Linked DNA regions of Homo sapiens: region 1 is linked to region 2. Evidence: read pairs that join two places in POLR2A ChIA-PET (ENCODE). Cell type or tissue: OCI-LY7. All regions are shown on one strand. Links, peaks and the distances in the headings refer to the core of each region. The heading gives the core; the rest is flanking DNA. Region 1 overlaps PTPN3 (protein tyrosine phosphatase non-receptor type 3). Region 2 overlaps EPB41L4B (erythrocyte membrane protein band 4.1 like 4B).

Region 1 (8,996 bases), core at 229-8,228, 120 kb after region 2:
CACTCCCATGAAAGAGACACTCCCGCACGAAGCTCTCCCTAAACCCTAGAAAATTAAAGACCTCCCCGCCCCGCCGCCTGTGAAAGGAGGCAAAGTCCTGCTCTCAAATTGTGGTGTGATGGAACAGGGGCCCTGTTTTGGGAGCTTCTCAAGGTCAGGAGACCCTAGTGCTCTTTCTGTTCCTCTCCTAGTACTCGGAACACAGGACCAGGCACACAGGGAGTACTCAACTGAAATGCTGAGTGAATGAAGAATAAAGCCTCTTGGCAAGGTACCAAGAGGATCACCCGAGGTGATTGGGTGAGTTACTCTAAAAGAGCAAGGAATTTACTCAGGAATCTGGAAGCTCAGGTGCAAAGTGAAGGCGAGTTAAATGGTTCTCATCTGCAAGATCAGAGCTTCTGAGAATGTGCTGTGCACAGGAACCAGCTGGGGTCCTGCTGAATGCAGAGTATGATTCGGCAGGCCTGTGTGGGTCTGAGATTCTGCATTCCGACCAGCTCTCAGGTGCTGCAGCTGCTGGCCTGTGGCCACAGCTGGAATAGCACGGCGCTAGAGGAACTCATACCAGTTCACCCAGAGGGCACAGTTTCTTCTGAATAAAATTCCTGGAGAAATTTCCCACATGGCTCCTCACATAAGGGTCCTTGAGTAACAGAAAGAAGACTGTCTTCCAATACACATTTTTATGATGTGGAGACAGTCACCACAGGAAACAGCTCATCTGGGGCTGTAATAAATGCCAAGGGCACAAGATCAAAGTGGCAGAGGGGATATGGTTCAGGTATGGTGCTTTATGAGCTCACAGTCTTTCCTGCTGGAACAACAGATCATGAATCTGTCTAGGCTTCCCCTATAGATATCAGACACCTCACTGGCAAGAAAGCACTTGCTAAACCTCGGTCAATTCATCCCTGAATTCTCTGAGGAGAATTTCTCATTGACAGATGCCCTGCAGGGGCACCTACCACATAGTCCTGCTCACAGGTGACAGTTACCAAACTTGTCAAAGTAAATATGTTTGAGTTCTTGGGGTACAGATAAATATGGTGTGATGTTGCTCATGTGATATGGACACATGATGTGGAAGTGGCAGAGGGGGCATCCCATTGTGAAAACTTAGGAGTTTGTATCTCGGGGCCCCATCTAGTTTCATCTAACCATTTGTCCGTCTGTCCGTCCGTCCGTCCGTCCATCCGTCCATCCGTCCGTCCATCCAACCATCCATCCATCCATCCATCCATCCATCCATCCATCCATCCATCCATCCAAATAGTCACTGAATGTCTATTAAATGCCAAATAACCATGTCAGGTTTTAAGGAAGGAGAGGTGAATAGGGCACTATCCCTGCCCTCAAAGAATTCACTGTCCAAAGGAGAAGAAATACAATTAACCAAGTAATAATATTATCATGTTACAGTGGAGATGCTCAGATGTCTAGGGTACTGTGTAAGGCCAGGAGAGGCTTCCTGGAGCAGGTGCACTTGAGCTTGAGTTTGAAAGATGAATTAATAGGAGTTTGAACAGGTAGTCAAGTGGGAAAAAAGGCATTCTGGCAAAACACTGATAATAACAAACACACAAACAAAAGCAGTAGCACAGGTAAAGGCAGGAAATGCTGAAAAAGCAGAGAAAAGGTATTTAAGCAGGAAGTGACATTCTTGGATGTGTATTTCAGAATGATAAATTTGCTATTCTTGTGAAGCATGGTGTGGAAGGAGGTGACACCAAAGACAGGGGAACGATTTGGATATGACTGAGCTAGACTGTGCAAGAGACGATGGTGGCTGCATGGGGGCAGTGCAGTGGGGATGGTGGAGGAGTCAAATGTAAGAGATGTCTGGGAGGTAGAATCAACACGATGAGAAATGGCATAGGGACAGTGAAAGAAAAGGAGGAGTGAGGGACGACTGATGTTTCAAATAGGTGCAAACTGGGAAGTACTGAAACAATGGCCCCCCTTACCAAGACACAGGAACAGCCATGGGCTGGACACCAACATGAGGAGCTGAGATTGGATCATATTGGGTTTCAGGTATCTGAGAGACATCTACACGCAAGTGGACTCAAACAAGAAGGCAAGGTTCAAGGAAAAGGGACACAAACACTCTGAACAAAACCCTGTCCCTGCCTGGTGTCCTCCGAGGGGGACATGTAGAATGGTATGCAGATCCTTCCTCCACATTCAGATCTAGTGCCACCCTCTAGAAGGCTCATTTGCACTTGGAGAATGGTGGTTACGAGGGTGATGGGTGGAAAGTGACTACATTGGAATTGTCTATCTTAAGGAACAGTAACCAAGGCTGGCAGGTGGAACTGGGAACAGACACCATCTGTGTTGTCCTGAGAGTTCAAGGCAGGAACCTTGATGCTGGGTCAGCGTCAAGGAGGCTTCCAGCACAGCTTGGGAAGAACAGTGGGCACCTGGGCTGTCTAACGACAGAGCACACAGCTGCACTGTAGGGGACTCTCCATTGCTCGCAGGGCTCTCAGGGCTGGGGGAATTCCTACACTGCCGCCAAAGCTGAAGAAGGGGATCCCCCAGGTTCCTTCCAATGAACAGAAGTTTTTTGTTTTTTGTTTTTTTGTTTCTTTTTTTTTTTTTTGACAGGGTCTCACTCCAATGCCCAGCCTGGAGTGCAGGGGTGCGACCACAGCTCACTGCAGCCTCGACCTCCTGGGCTCAAGTGATTCTCTCATCTCAACCTCCCGAGCAGCCAGGACAACACGCAGACAACATCGTGCCCGCCTAATTTTTGCATTTTTTTGTAGAAATGGGGTTTTGCCATGTTGCCCAGGCTGGTTTTGAACTCCTGGGATCAAGCAATCTGACCAGCATGGCCTCCCAAAGTACTGGGATTATAGGTATGAGCCACTATGGCTGGCCAGCACAGAATTTTTGAAATAAAAAACAATGGCTGCCCCAAATCCCATGGAAGAAGGCAGGCTCTAAGGAAAGAGGCAAACAGCGAAGAAGTTATGCAGGCATGAAGCCCCATCCACTCGGAGGGTGTCATGCTGGTGACCCATCAAGACAACTGTGATAAAATAGCAACCAGAAAGTTTTTCTAATACAACTCTAAACTGCTCTACAATGTGTTTCCCCCAGTTTCTGTTCTGCATGTCTCTTTCTTTAGGGAACATTCTCTCCCTTTTATCTGGGTGGAGAGTGGTAGCTTTTTCATTTCTGCCATGAAAGAAACTTACTTCTCTGCAGAATTTGGTCTTCATTCGGAAGCAGGGAAAGGAACACACAATGGCTGATAGAACCTTGGGAGCAACAAAAGAGTGCAGCCTACTTGGGCACAAAGCAAACTGCCAAGGATTCATAACTATAATCATAAACTTTGCTGTGCTGCTATAAATACGGAACAAACCAGCAAGTGACTCATCCGCTAAGATGGCACTCAGGCAGCCTGAGCTGCGCCACTCTGGGTTTACAGCCAAATCTAACCGCTCTTTTTCTTTCTCTCTTTCTTCTTTTTTAAACGAGTACAGAACATCGCACTTAATTCTTCTTCTTAAAAGGAACCCTCCTCACTGTCTGTGATATTATTCATCCGATTTCTCTGACAGAATGCTTCTTTTTGCCTCTTAACACAAATCTGCTGTATAAAACATGTCAAATATTTTGTAAACATTTTGCAAATACTCACAGAAACTAACCAACAGGTTTTTTTTTTTTTCTTTTTTTCTCTCACCAGGTACAGACCAGTCTGTACTTCTTACCTGGAGCAATGGGGGTTCCCAGACCCTCAGGAGGGCCAGCCTCCTCTGAAGACCCAGCACAAAGTGGCTTCCCACCGGCAGGAAGAGGTCTCCCACCTAACAGAGGTGGTGGGGGCTGCTTTTCTGGCTGTTCATCCCACTTGCAGAGCACAGTCACTAACTTGACCCCCTGACATGTCTATTGTCAGTGCACCTGGTAAAACCCCACAAGGAAGCCTGCCTTTGAACCACTGTTATTTGCTATTCTTAACATTTAGCTGCAAGATAAAAAGAGCCCCAAGATGACACACTTTACAAGGTCTCAAGGAGGGGTTTCAAGAAGACTCATTGTGCAATGTATAGGAACAAGCAGGGCCAGAAATCACTTACATCAAACAGTGCTTGAAGGAGTGAATTTTAAATCTTATTTAATTTTAATGAACTGGAATGTAAATAGTCCTATGGAGCTGGTGGCTGCTGTATTGGACTATGAAGGTCTAGATGCTCTGTGATGGGACTGCAGACCACAGGAGGAAAATCTGATGTAGGGCACGTACTGTTCCCTAAGCCCCCCTTTTCCTTTCACCAAAGTGACAGAGCCCTGGAGTGTGGCAGCGTAGGCTGATAATGTGCTATTTGCCCAGCTGGCCTGGAGGCTCCTGAAACAACTTCTCTGATTTGCTCCGGTGTTCCCCTCAATGACCAGCCAAGGATGTATAAAGTGTGCCGCTGGACTTGGGAATGAATGCAAGCCCTCTAAAGTGCCTGCATGTCATTGGACAGAATGCATCCCTCCCCACCTGGCACTGATTGCATAAAGAGACAGAGGGTGCTGGGCTGTGAGGGCACTCAGAGGCTATCCACCTGCCCCATGCCACAGATGAGCAGCTGGGTGAGTGGTGTGGAGCGCCCAGACTGCAAGCAAGGTGATGATTCCAAACCTACTCCCACATGAATTCTGTGTGAAAAATGCACTTTTCGCTTGTAGATATTCTAGGGGTTCACCCTTTAAATGAACGATGGAATAAACGTGTTAGTCTAGATGAGTGCTGCTGACAACACTTTCTGCAGTGATGGGAATGGGCTGTATCTGTGCTGTCCAAGATGGAGGCCAACACTCCTGTGTGGCTGTCAAGCAATTCAAATGAGGCTCATGTGACTGAGGAACTGAATGCCTACATTTTTATTATTTTAATTAATTTAAATCTGAATAGACAACTGGGGCTGGTGGCTGCTGTACTGGACAGGGAAGGTTTAGATGCTGTACAATTCTGTGATGGGACTGCAAACCACCACAGGAAGCTCTGACGCAGCAGGTGTGAGTGGGCTTCCCAGAGCCCTCCAACGCTTCCCTAAACCGTTTTCTCCTTTTGCCAAAGCCGCAGAGCCCCCACTGCAGACTCAAAACGGCTCTAGTCACGCATGCCTGCACTCCTGCTTTGTATTTCTAGATGTGCTTGTGGTTTGAAAAGCTACAAAGTCACACAAAGGAACTCACAATCATCCACTGTAGCCCTGACAAAGGGGCAGCAGGCTGCAAGTTGGAACAAGAGATAGCAATCATTTAGCAAAAGCATCATCCAAGCTCAGGTCACAAGGAAAGAATGACCACAGGGATTATTTAACCAGAGGTGTTAAGAACACAGATAAACTGGAAACCATGTTTGCTGTGGGCAAGGACAGAGGAGAGGTAGCAGCCTCACATACAAATGGGAAGGAGATTTGCAATTCACCTGCAAATGCCTGGAGTCCAATCAGGGTGCATTTGATGCTTTCAGCCTAATAGCTACAGTGGTAAAAAATTTACAGATTAACTAACGTGCCTGCTTGCTAATCCTCAGCTGTTAGGGGGGCCATTATCTTACTATATTTTAGAAATAGTATGGGGCTTAACAGAATAGATACCCAATGACTATGGTTGATTTCCTAACAGTTGATCCTTTACTATCATGCTTTAACCTAATTTATAATCTATGTCTTACCTACTTAAAAAAATGATTTGCGAGTTTACCCCAAAACGTACAGATATGTAACTATGAATCCATTAAAATAAGAAAAAAAAGACCCATATAACAAAGGCAAATGAGGAAGAGAAGGTCCTATACAAGAAATCTGGGCTGAGGGAAGTGAATACAATTGAGCCTAATGTGCAGTTCTGAACTCCCTGGTAACCAAGGCAAAAAGGGAAACAAATGGGTTAAATATATCCTATTGAATAACAAAAGCACTCAACCATCTTTCAGGACAGACATTTTTTCTGTCCTTGAGCTATGAGGGAACTCTGTCACGTTAAAAAAGCGGGGTGGGGGAGGTAGGACATAAAAATTTAACAAAAAATTTCTCAAAGAAAATTAGAGATGTTCTAACGTTTGTTTCTTTATACTAACTATTAATTGAAAACAAAACCCCTCAGAACCCTGTTGTTCGGAGAAGGCTTTTAGAAGCAAGCATATTTCCAATGATTTGAAATCATGTGATGGTAAAACTTTAATAATCTAGAGAAATCAGAGTTAGCATGGCCCTAGAGTCTGTACCTCCAGAACAGGGAATGATTAAACTGGGCTTTGCTTGTGAGCTGGAGAGGAGACTAATTCAAGAGACTAACAAGTACTTAGTGACTAGGAAGTCTTTGTCGTGGACAAAAAGAAGTACAAGCTCTAGACCCCAGGCACATAGACCGTCTTCCGGGTGAAAAGGTAGAGTCTGATTTATGTTCTTATCCTGGCAGAAGGCACCTGTGGGAGCTGGCTGCAGGCACCAGCTCTTGGTTCCTCTCAAATGGCAACCTGGACCTGAGCAAATTCCGCAACAGCCAAAAAGCAAATACCCAGAAATAAAACAACACGAGTTTCTTACTCTTGGTGCGGGCTTCGGTTCTGAGAAACTTCAGAATCGCTGTCTTGAGGGGCCAGAGAGCCCTTGTACGTGTAAAATACATCTTCCGTTTCCGTGATGTAGGTCATTTCATTTGCAAGGTTATCTGCAGAAGAGTGGCGTGGCTTTCGGATTTCGTGCCGGAGCCGAGGACTTCGCCTGGGTGGGAAAAACGTTGAGTGCAAAGTGTTCAAAGCAAATTCCACTTAAAAATTTTATTAGACACCAGTGAACCTCGTGTCCTGACCTTTCTAAGGATGCCTTCCTTGGCGGAGGCTGACATTCAGAGCCGGTTAACTCATTACTACCCCAGCAGAAGGCACCAAGGGTGACACAAATCCCTAACACTCTCAGTCAAGTGGTGGCTCCCAAAACAGTAGCCTCAGCTGTATAAACAGGCAGAATTAGATGGGTTTATGCCCTTTGGGAAGTGACGGGTATTGACTTAAGGGTAAGTTATTCTTCCAGGAGGACTCAAGCTCTCAAAACATAAATAGGCCATATGGACTGCTATTCAGATAATTTTTCTGATTAATTTGAACAATGCAAACAAAAGGGTTAGAAGCCAAACTACATTTCTCAGCAAAACTCCAACCTTATTTCAACGACATCCCTTCATGTGAATTTCACTTGATCCAAGAGAAAATGTTTGCTTTTTAAGATATATCCCTTATTAAACACGTTTATATGCATTAGATGGGCATATAAACACTGGACTGTCCTCCAACAGTGGCAGTAGGCATGTGACCTTGGGCAAGGCACGTCACCTCTCTGGGCCTCGGCTGTACTTACCTGCTCCTGAGAATGAATCCAATGAGGCCGTGTTCTCAGGGCATCCAGTGTGGCACCTGGGCGTCAGCTCCTGCAGCGGGGGATCCCAAGCTGCCAAGCTTTCTAAGTTCTATTTTCCCTCACAGTTTTTCCATCTTCCCTTTCTTTGTTAGCCATTTCTCCTCAGGACTGTCAGGGCCTCCATGATTTGCAATCCCCCTGGGCCTGGATAATCAATAATGCTGTGTCCAAAGCAGAAGTAAAAAGGCTCTTGTGACTCCTCAGGAGAGGACCTATAAATAGCCACAGGAGCTCCGGGCCACGAGTGTGGCAACATCCAACCCCGCTGTTCCCCTGGATCCAGTCCTGGGCTCTCTGGGCCCCTGGCATTGCTGCCGATGAGATTTTCAGATAAATTAAGCTGCTGTGTTATAGCATAAATTTACCTCTTTAGAATGAGGTATCTAAATGTTGGAAACCAAGAAGCAAATCTATTCAGTTACGTCATGATTTCTAACACTAAATACTATCACTGTCCCTTCCCAGAGCATTAGGCCCCCAGTGAAGGGGTCCTTCCCTAGCAGGCCCAGCACAGCATCTCCTCTGTCTGCCTGTCTCCCAGTTTCTCTTAGGCTTAGCAGATCCTGGATCAGGTATTTACAGCCACGCACTCTTACTCCAGTGTGGAGCTGGGGGCAATGATTCCCTGCTAGGTTTCCCCTCTGGCCCCTAGCCTTTTTGGAGGTATTCACAAAAATGGTGTGATGTCTTTGAGGACCATTATAATAAGATAATGATAATTCCACCTGACTCTTTTAAAAGCTTACTACGTACTTGTACATTATTATTTCATTTGCGGTAGTTTTTATCATCTTTTTAGATATGGGGAAACTGAGGCTACAGAGGTAAAGAAACTTGTTAATTAACAGAAGGGCCAAAACCTGAGTTTAGGTCTTTCTGCTACAAACCCAGTGCCCTTCTCACTTTACCAAACGACCACCTATTTCTTTTTAAGCTGAGTCCATCCTCTTAAGTTGGCCTGCTACTTACTGATGTGCATTTGCTTCTGCTGCTGAAGGTCATACATCCTTACATCATTTACATCACGTACCTGCGTTAGTTTTCCCTAAAGTTTATTTTGTGGGATATTAATGGAAAACATGAATTAAGTAAAGCTAACCGTACTTTTTTATTATTGGACGTCTCAGAGTGTTTAATATGCTAATGTGTGCTGTGATTCCAAAGGAGGCCTTTCAGCAGGCTCGAGTTTCCCAAACTATTTAGATTGAATAAGTTTTTTTAAAAAGAGCATCTCAGCATTATACACGATGGAAAACATTTAGCTAGACTTGTGTACTTCATGAAAACAGTTACTTCTGCCAAGAGCCTAAAATGCAAATTGTAGGTCATCTATCTTTAGGAGTTTATAAGTTGAGTTTTTATTTTTAAAAGAGATAAAGTGTCTACTGTTGGGTAGTACAAAAAAAAAAAAAAGGAGGACATACCAGTTGGGAGTAATGGGAGGGGAACGAGAAGGCAGACTCTTGGTTTCTAAGTGCTCCACTGATAAGGATCTCCGCATGGCTGGGTTCCACACCATCCCGCCAATCACCTTTTTGCAATATTGGTTATTTACCGACC
Region 2 (8,996 bases), core at 436-8,435:
GACTGCCTGTCATCTTGGTGTGCGAGTCCGTGGAAGGAGGCATTGATGATCAGTTCCACGGATGACCAGGGCCCTCCTCACTCCATGGGCAAGGGGCTTCCAATGTGCTGTAGATGGCCCAGACAGGCAGATTCTAGGCTCAACTGTTCCACCACAGAACCATAGTCGCACTGGCTTCGACTCACGGAGGGATCAATTTAAAACACTGAGACTTTGTGTTGCATTACTGATCAGCTATTGATCAGCCTCTGTTCCAGGCCAATAAACTGTCCTTAGGCCATGCTGTATTTAGATCTCTGCAGAGATTCAAAGCGCTCATTTCTTCCTTTAACAGCATCTCCTTCACAGGGCTGCTATGAGGACTGTGTGACCCCACTGGTCACATTCCTATGAACCCTCTTTCAATCAACACAGAACGCCTAACATCTGCTAGGGACCTCAATTCCTGTCTACCTATAGGTCTGTCCAAACATGTCTAACACCAGTGATTCAATAGTGTACGAATGGGTTTCCCATTTATTCCTCAAGATGCTCACTAAAGCCAAGGATACCTGAAGCTACTTGATTCTGGCTGCCCTGAGACTTGGTTTCACCCATCACTTTTTCTGGTCACAATACTAGCAGACACACTGGCTAATATACTATCCCTACTGACAGGGACATTAACAAAATATCAGGCAGCCTCCCTAACACAAAGGTCCACTGGACAAACTTCTTTTAAAGTTTGTATTGGGAGCCTCCCACTGTTGCCATTATCATCAGGCAAGGCAAGTCATGTAAACTGTCACAGTGCACTTGCCCAATTGAGTCCATTCAAATCCCTCATGAATGGGAATGGGAGGCAGGAGATACCCTGAATGACCTCTAAGGCAGGTGCCTCCCATCCCAGTGGCTTCCATCTTACACCAAAAGACAAGCAAGTACATGGGGACTTAAAAAGTACCAGGTAGCCAAATACCTAAGGTGTCAGTTTCAGTATTATTCTTTTAAACTGTGGAGCTTACAAACATGGCTGCAATTCTCTGATACTCTTATCAAGAGAGGGGGTCTCTGTCCTTTTCCCTTGAATCTGGAAGAGCCTGTCAGTGCATCAACCCAATCAAATATGGTGTTAATGATGTTCTGCGATTTCCAAGGCTAGGTGACAGTTCTCCTAGGAAGCTTGCTCTAGAAGAGCCAGCTACCATGTGAAACGTCTAACTACCCTGAGACTGCCACGTTTAAGAGGCCACAAGCACGTGTGCCAGTCAACCATCCCAGGTGAGCTCAGCCTTCCAGCAATCCCTTCCAAGGTACCAGATATGTGAGTGCAGCCATTTTGGACACTCCACACGAGCCCACCTTCCAACTGACCCCTTGGTCAATGCCATGAGGAGCAGAAGCATCTCCCAGCTGTGAGCCCTGCTCAAATTCTTGACCAACAGAACCCATCATGACAAATGTGGTTGTTTTACAGCACTAAGCACTGGGGGAGTGTGTTATGCAACAAAAGATTACCAGAATGAAAACCATATATATACACAGATACAGTGTGTATGCATGGTATTGTATGCGTACATAAAAGATTTTGTATTTATGATGTTTTTCATAATTTAAAAAATGTTTCTTCTTAGGACATCCCCACAGCATGACGTTAACTTAGGTTTCATTTGCTTGAAGACAAGGAAGCAGAATAAACATATGCATTCTTTTTTTTTTTTTTTTCCTTGAGACGGAGTTTCACTCTTGTTGCCAGGGCTGGAGTGCAATGGCATGATCTCAGGTCACTGCAACCTCTGCCTTCTGGGTTCAAGTGATTCCCCTGCCTCAGCCTCCTGAGTAGCTGGTATTACAGGCACCCGCCACCACGCTCGGCTAATTTTTTGTATTTTTAGTAGAGATGGGGTTTCTTCATGTCAGCCAGGCTGGTCTCCAACTCCTGACCTCAGGTGATCTACCTGTCTTGGCCTCCTAAAGTGCTGAGATTACAGGGGTGAGCCACCATGCCTGGACAACATACACATTCTTAAAAAAAAAAAAAAAAAAAAAACATAAACTAAAAACTGTTTTTTGAAGGGCACTAACTCTGTTTAGGAGAAAGATGTTAACGATATTGGACTCTCTGAGGCTGCCTTACGCTACATCACCAACTCCATATTAGAACTCAATAAACCACATTGAAAAGAGGAGAAGGGGATGTACAGATAAAAAGAACTTAAGAGACATATCTACTAGATGCAATGTGTGGTCTGTAGTAGCTTCTGGTTAAACAAACCAACTATAAAAGGTTTTTAAGATAATTGCACTAAACCCATCAAGGACTTTGTATCAGGTGACATTAAGAAATCATTGTTGGCCGGGTGTGGTGGCTCACGCCTGTAATCCCAGCACTTTGGGAGGCTGAGTCAGGCAGATCACGAGGTCAGGAGATCGAGACCATCCTGGCTAACACAGTGAAACCCCATTTCTACGAAAATACAAAAAAATTAGCAGGCGTGGTGGTGGGCACCTGTAGTCCCAGCTACTCGGGAGGCTGAGGCAGGAGAATGGCGTGAACTCAGGAGGTGAAGCTTGCAGTGAGCCGAGATCACGCCACTGCACTCCAGCCTGGGCGAGAGAGAGTGAGACTCCGTCTCAAAAAAAAAAAAAAAAAAATCATTGTTAGGCCAGATATGATGGCTCATGCCTATAATCCCAGCACTTTGGGAGGCCGAGGTAGGTGGAATGCTTGAGCCCAGGAGTTTGAGACCAGCCTGGGAAACAGTGAGACCTGATCTCTACTAAAAATAAGAATTTAGCCAAGAGCAGTTCCACATGCCGGTAGTCTCAGCTACTCAGGAGGCTGAGGTAGGAGGAAGATTGAGGATTGCTTGAGACCAGGAGGTTGAAGTTGCAGTGAGCCATGATCACATCACTGCATTCCAGCCTGGGCAACAGAGACCCCGTACCCCCTCAAAAAAAATAATAATTGTTCGTTTTGTGGAGTATAATGATATTGTGGCTGTGTGTGTGTGTGTGTGTGTGTGTGTGTGTGTGTATAAGTATTTATTAGTGAATATTTAAGTATTAACAGGTTAAACAATAAGTTGCCTGGGACTTGCTTTAAAATATTTCAGAATCATAAGTGGGTGTTGTGTACATGAGAGTTTCACCACACTTTCTCGATATTTTGTATATTTTTAAATCTCCATAATAAACACTTAAAACAAAATCTTGTAACGTGCAAAGGAGTTGGGGATTGGAGGGTGTCAGCACAGTGTGGGCTGAGCCCTGACTTGGAGACTCCAGGTCACTGGGTGAAGAGTCTGACATCCACGGTGACGAGGAAAGTGTTGCGAGATGCAGACAGAAAAAATTACTCCAAACCATTAACAATTAATCTCTTCCACACTGTGAAAACAAAACACAATACACAAGAGTCCTGGCACCCAACTCAGCACCCACCTATGGACGTTGAGTCACATTTTGTCCCCATGCCCCAGTGCTTGGTGCACCTTATAAAGGGGATGCACTCCTGGACTTTGTGCCTAACTTCACAGACACCACGTCCTTTTACAGCAAGAAACGAAGTATATGCAGCAATGAAAGCTAAGTTCTTAGCTTTGAACATCAAAGCTAACTTTCTACCCAAGCTAATTTTATGTAAACAATATTTTTATCCCTTAGAAGATTGCTGAGGGATACAGGATTGATTTTTGACTTTGAACTAAAGCACCATAATCCACAACCCAGCAGAATAAGAACATCACGATATGGAACAAGACAAGCTCCTCAGTGGACATACTTGGATGGCCACCCTGCCCAGGACTCAGTATTACAGGCACAAGAACATAGGAATGTTCTAGAAATCTGCACATTCAAGTCCTTCATTTTATGGATGGAAAAAGTGAGGCAAGAGGCAGGTCACACAGCCAGGCAGTCACTGCAAAACCAGAATGAAAAGCAAACCTTCTGACCCTGAGACCAATACAATTTTCCTTCTTGGGACTATGTTCAGGCGACTGTATTATGGACATTATCTGAACAGGAAAAGAAAAGGCAAGGCTCGCATTTCTGCTACTGAAAGGTTAAGAACCAAATATGCAACACCAAAAAAAACCCCCAGACAGCTCAGTGTTATAAACTCCTTGGCCATAAAAAAGTGGTTTAGGTAATTCTTTTTTTCTGTTTTTTTTTCTTTTTTGTGGCAAATCAGGAAAAAAACCCACAACCACCTACTACTACAGGAGAAAGAAAAAGAAAATGAAACAAATTTGTGCCTCACTAAACAGTAACATGCAATTAAAATGATGGATGTCTCTGTGCCAGAGGTTGAATTTGAAACAAGCTGCTGGAAGAAGGGCAGCCCTGAAAATAAATTGCCAAATTACTTTTTGCAGCCAGATTGCAGATTCCCCCTCCATGCAATTCTGAAAGCAAATAACTCCACATAAATAAATATGCAACAAATTCCCAGGAAATCTAGCCAAGAAACGTGAACAGAAAGGACTAACTTTGGGTGGATGACTGCCCCTACCCATCCTTGCAACTTAGGAATGTGAGAACATTTGAAAAGTAAGGCATGTCAATGCTATCTCGCACATGACGCTTCCTGAAACTTCCAAGTCCTGTAGTGACTGTTCCCCCATAAGCCATGAAGCTTCCATAGCCCTGAAATCATAGTTTTGGAATCTCATAATACACCTTATGATGCAGTGCACTGAAGACATGGACTCGGGAGTCAGCAGGTGAGAGTTTGAATCCTAACTCTATTACTCAGCTCAGGCTAAGTTTGATGTCCAGTAAATTTCTTACCTAGCAAGGATGTTAAAAGGATTATATGAAATGATGATGAATTTAACAGGGTTTGGCCTGGGTTCACCTATGGGACGGGCCTGGGGATGAAGGTAGCCTCATTTTAGGTGGCATGCCTATTTACAGAAGAGGGAGGTGAGGCCAGGTGCAGTGGCTCACATCTGTAATCCCAGCACTTTGGGAGGCAGAGGCAGGAGGATCACTTGAGGCCAGGAATTCAAGATTGGCATGGGCAACACAGCCAGACCTCCATCTCTACACAAAATTTTAAAAATTATCTGGCATGGTGGCACATATCTGTAGCCCCAGTCACTGGGGAGTATGAAGTGGGAAGACTGAGTTTGAGCCCAGGAGTTTGAGGCTGCAGTAAGCTATGATCACACCACTGCAGAACGAGGCCATGTCTCAAAAAAAAAAAAAAAAAAATGAGGGAGGTGAGCTCATGATGGCTAAGAGACAGGGTAGTGTTATGGGCTGAACTGTATCACACCCCCCACCCCAAATTAATATGTTAAAGTCCTAACCCCGGTACCTTGGAATGTGATTGTGTTTGGAGACAGGGCTTTTAAAGAGGTAACTAAGCTGAAGTGAAGTTGTTAGAATGACCCTAATCCAATCTGATTGGATGACAATTGGTGTCATTATAAAAAGAAGAGATCGGGACACACAGACACCAGGGACACATACGCAGGGGAAAGACCACATGAAGGCAGAGGGAGAAGAGGCAGCTGGGGGGGTGGGGGGGGATCTGCCAGCCAAGGAGAGAGGCTTCAGAGGAAACCAACCCTGCCGTACCACGATCTTGGATTCCAGCCTCCAGAATGGTGAGAAAATAAATTGCTTGCTGTTGTTTAAGGCACCCAGTCTGGGGTACTTTGTTACAGCAGTCCTAGCAAACTAACAAGAGACAAGAACACAGGCTTCAAGTTAGAGGGCAGGTTTGAAGCTGGGCTCCACTACTTACAACCAGCATGACCCCAACAAAGCCCCTTCACCTTTCTGAGCTTGTTTTCTGTCTGTGAACGGAGGTGATAGCACGCATTTCCCACCGAGTGATTTGAGGATGAAATGAGAACCAGTGCAGATGCGTCATGTGGCACAGTCACGGCTGTCCACCGGCAAAGCCAGGGCCTCTGCCCAGGACCTCTGACTCTAAGCCCCAGGACCTCCCACAGCATCCCTGCGGCAATCAGAGGCCTCGCTGCGTGGCAGCCCCTGGATGCTTTGCACGGTACTCCCCTGGACTGAAACTGATGGTGAGAGCTGTCCCTAATAGCCTGGATGCTTCTTGGGCCAAGGCACAGTCTTGAACCCCAAGCTCCTTGGGTCCCACTCATGCCTGGTATTCTGTACATAAGAAGCAGAACTTTAGAGCTATGTACTTGGCTCTGCGTGTAAGATTTTCAAAAAGGTCAATGAGTGGAAAAGCACATGAACTTTTTTCCTTTAACCCTGTCTATGGTGAGCTTGGCTGTTAGGGTCATAAAACTATAACTAAGGCATCACTATCCATTCATCTGATGGAGGAGTATACAAATAAAGTTGTCTTTTTATAGATAGCCTTTTTTCTTCTGGGTGAGTCAGTAGTCTTAAGAAAAAAAAAAGTCACTGCCTCTTGCAGGAAGAAGGCAGAGAATGACACGTTCAGCTGGAGAAAAGAAAGGTGTGATGCTGACAGCCTCTCCTTAGGCTTGGATTTATACAGATTATCAAGATTATTTCCCTGAGGTCTGTGGTTTGTGGTTAGGGTGAGCTACTGTGAATAGAATCTTGACTATAAGTTCACCACACAAAAAGTTAGCCTTTCCTTACCCATTCACTAAGAAGAAAATTTCCCAATCATATATGCTTTTTTTTTTTTTTCCCCAAGACAAGGTCTTGCTCTGTCACCCAGGCTGGAGTGCAGTGGCGCAATCTCGGCTCACTGCAACCTCTGCCTCCTGGGTTCAAGCAATTCTCCTGCCTCAGCCTCCTGAGTAGCTGGGATTACAGGCGCCTGCCACCACACCCAGCTAATTTTTGTATTTTTAGTAGAGACAGGGTTTCACCATGTTGGCCAGGCTGGTCTCAAACTCCTGACCTTGTGATCCACCCACCTCAGCCTCCCAAAGTGCTGGGATTACAGGCGTGAGCCACGGCGCCTGGCCCATATACGCATTTTTAAAAGCAACAACTGAATGCCAAGGAACAAGTGTTAACTGGTACTATGATGAAATATTACTTTAGAAGACACAAATAGGAAATTATTTACAGAACCAAACACCTAGGTAACGTCTCGTCATCTTTTAACTGCTAAGAGTTGACCAATTTTCGCTAACCCCAATTTTCTCCAGTTCAAGCAGAGCAAATTTATCTGGAATGGTTGAGCACACAGGGCTCCAATGTCCCAGGTATTGTCCAAAAGTATTCTTACAAAAAAAAGTACACCATGTCCAAAGGTACCCCTGCAAGAGTACCACCAGACCAGGCACTGAACCCCCCACAGTCCCTATACCTTCTAAGATACCTAGAGAAGCAAAAATAGGAGGGAATTCTGCAATGGGGTTACACATTTGCCACCCACACACCAGGCACTTTGAGGAATTCCTGCTGGATGCTGTAAAGACAGGGGACATTCTAACGAGCGAAGTGGGTTATGAGGAATGGAGGTGGGCAGTCACTACACAGGTCTAGCCAACTGCCACTCCATGGGAAATCAGATCGTGCTATCAGATCTTCCAATCTTTCAAGGAATTATACAAATGTGATTACTTACTTATTTATTTAGGTAGAATGGGAAGATTTTTAAGAACCTTGTATGGCTCTCTAGATTTTTTTGTTTGTTTCTTTAAGACAAGGTCTCACTCTGTTGCCCAGGCTGGAGTACAGTGGTGCCATCATGGCTCACTGCAGCCTTGACTTCCTGGAATCAAGCAATCCTCCCACCTCAGCCTCCTGAGCAGGTGAGACTACAGGCATGCACCACCATGCCTAGCTGATTTTTTTTCCTTTATGTTGAGATGGTGGGGCGGGTCTTGCTATGTTGCCTAGGCTGGTCTTGAACTCCTGGCCCCAAGAGATTCTCTTTCTTGCCTGAGCTTCCCAAAGTGCTTGGATTATAGGCATGAGCCATGATGTGCAGCAAGTTTTGTTTTGTTTTTTTAATTGAAGCATCACATACCTAGACAAAAGTGCACAGATCATACATGTACAACTCAAAGAATTACCACAAGTGAATGTGCCTGGCAACCACCATGAAGGTGAAAATACAGAACATTTTCAGCAATACTCCTCACCCCTCGCAAAGTTCCTTGTGTGCCTCTTTCCAATTTCTACCCCTTCCTTTCCTCCCACGGGTACCACAGATTCCTCCTGCCTGTGCTGAAGTTCATACACATGGAATCATATAGCATGCCTCTTTTACAGCTGTGTGGGGATGGTCCACTCACCCCCATCCCCGCACTCACAGCAGAGCTTGCAGCTATGAACAAAGACACACCACTGCCATAACACAACCCTACGGTGAACAGAAATAACACCCAAGTGGATTCACCACAGTGAAGAAAGGCTTCCGAGTCACAGAAGGAGGGAGGAGGCAGAGATAAGAAGAGACTAGGTGGGGCGGGGGACAAAGTCAACCGAAGAGGAGGGTCTGTTCCCAGATGAAAGGGAAAGCGAAGGGACGGGGCGGTGGCAAGTGCCAGAGGTAAGAAGCTAAAAGTTCACGGTCACCGACAGGGCAGAGAATACCCAAGTCCAGCGATTACAGCCAGGGTGGCTGGGGCCATGACAAAAACTAGCCCAAATTTCTATCATGTTCCAAATCTTTCCCTCAATGGACCTAAATATACTATTAACAACGGCAGCACTATCCATCTCAGTGGGAGTTTGAGGGAGACTCAATTAAACGCAGCTCCAAAAAATTTTAGCGTATTCATCAATTGCTCACATAGGTTGAACAGCCGCAATTTTAACCTACAACCCCACCATCACAATCTTAAATCCATTACTTTACCTGATATTAACAGTAACCATATTTATATTATTCAATACAAATACAGGCCAGGCATGGTGGCTCATGCCTGTAATCCCAACATTTTGGGAGGCCGAGGTAGGCAGACCACTTGTGTTCACGAGTTTGAGAACAGCCTGGCCAACGTGGGGAAACCCTGTCCCTACTAAAAATATAAACATTAGCCAGGCGTGGTGATGGGCGCCCATAATCCCAGCTACTCCGGAGGCTG

The links. ChIA-PET counts read pairs that join two places held together with the same protein. Peaks named below come from ENCODE experiments on the same cell type or tissue, not always from the same donor. Only the 100,000 strongest peaks of a DNase experiment are listed, where the experiment ranks them.
Region 1: POLR2A ChIA-PET joins it to region 2 with 9 read pairs; 2 of 35 experiments call an interaction of 5 or more read pairs at or near these places.

The regions. Positions count from the first base shown.
Region 1 is chr9:109,413,858-109,422,853 of GRCh38, forward strand. It overlaps PTPN3 (protein tyrosine phosphatase non-receptor type 3), which reads right to left. Exons shown (of 26, transcript NM_002829.4): 13 at 8,861-8,995; 14 at 6,567-6,743. Among named protein-coding and RNA genes, the nearest start is that of PTPN3, 80 kb to the right of the region's middle. RefSeq lists enhancers at 2,157-2,316, 2,327-2,376, 2,417-2,646, 3,307-3,366, 4,888-4,947. In OCI-LY7, for the core only: no CTCF peak of the experiment used is centred there; DNase peaks (open chromatin) are centred at 2,484 and 5,104; H3K4me3 peaks cover 885 bases; H3K27ac peaks cover 2,111 bases.
Region 2 is chr9:109,291,692-109,300,687 of GRCh38, forward strand. All of the region lies in intron 1 of EPB41L4B (erythrocyte membrane protein band 4.1 like 4B), which reads right to left. It also overlaps the pseudogene MTND2P11. Among named protein-coding and RNA genes, the nearest start is that of EPB41L4B, 25 kb to the right of the region's middle. In OCI-LY7, for the core only: no CTCF peak of the experiment used is centred there; no DNase peak of the experiment used is centred there.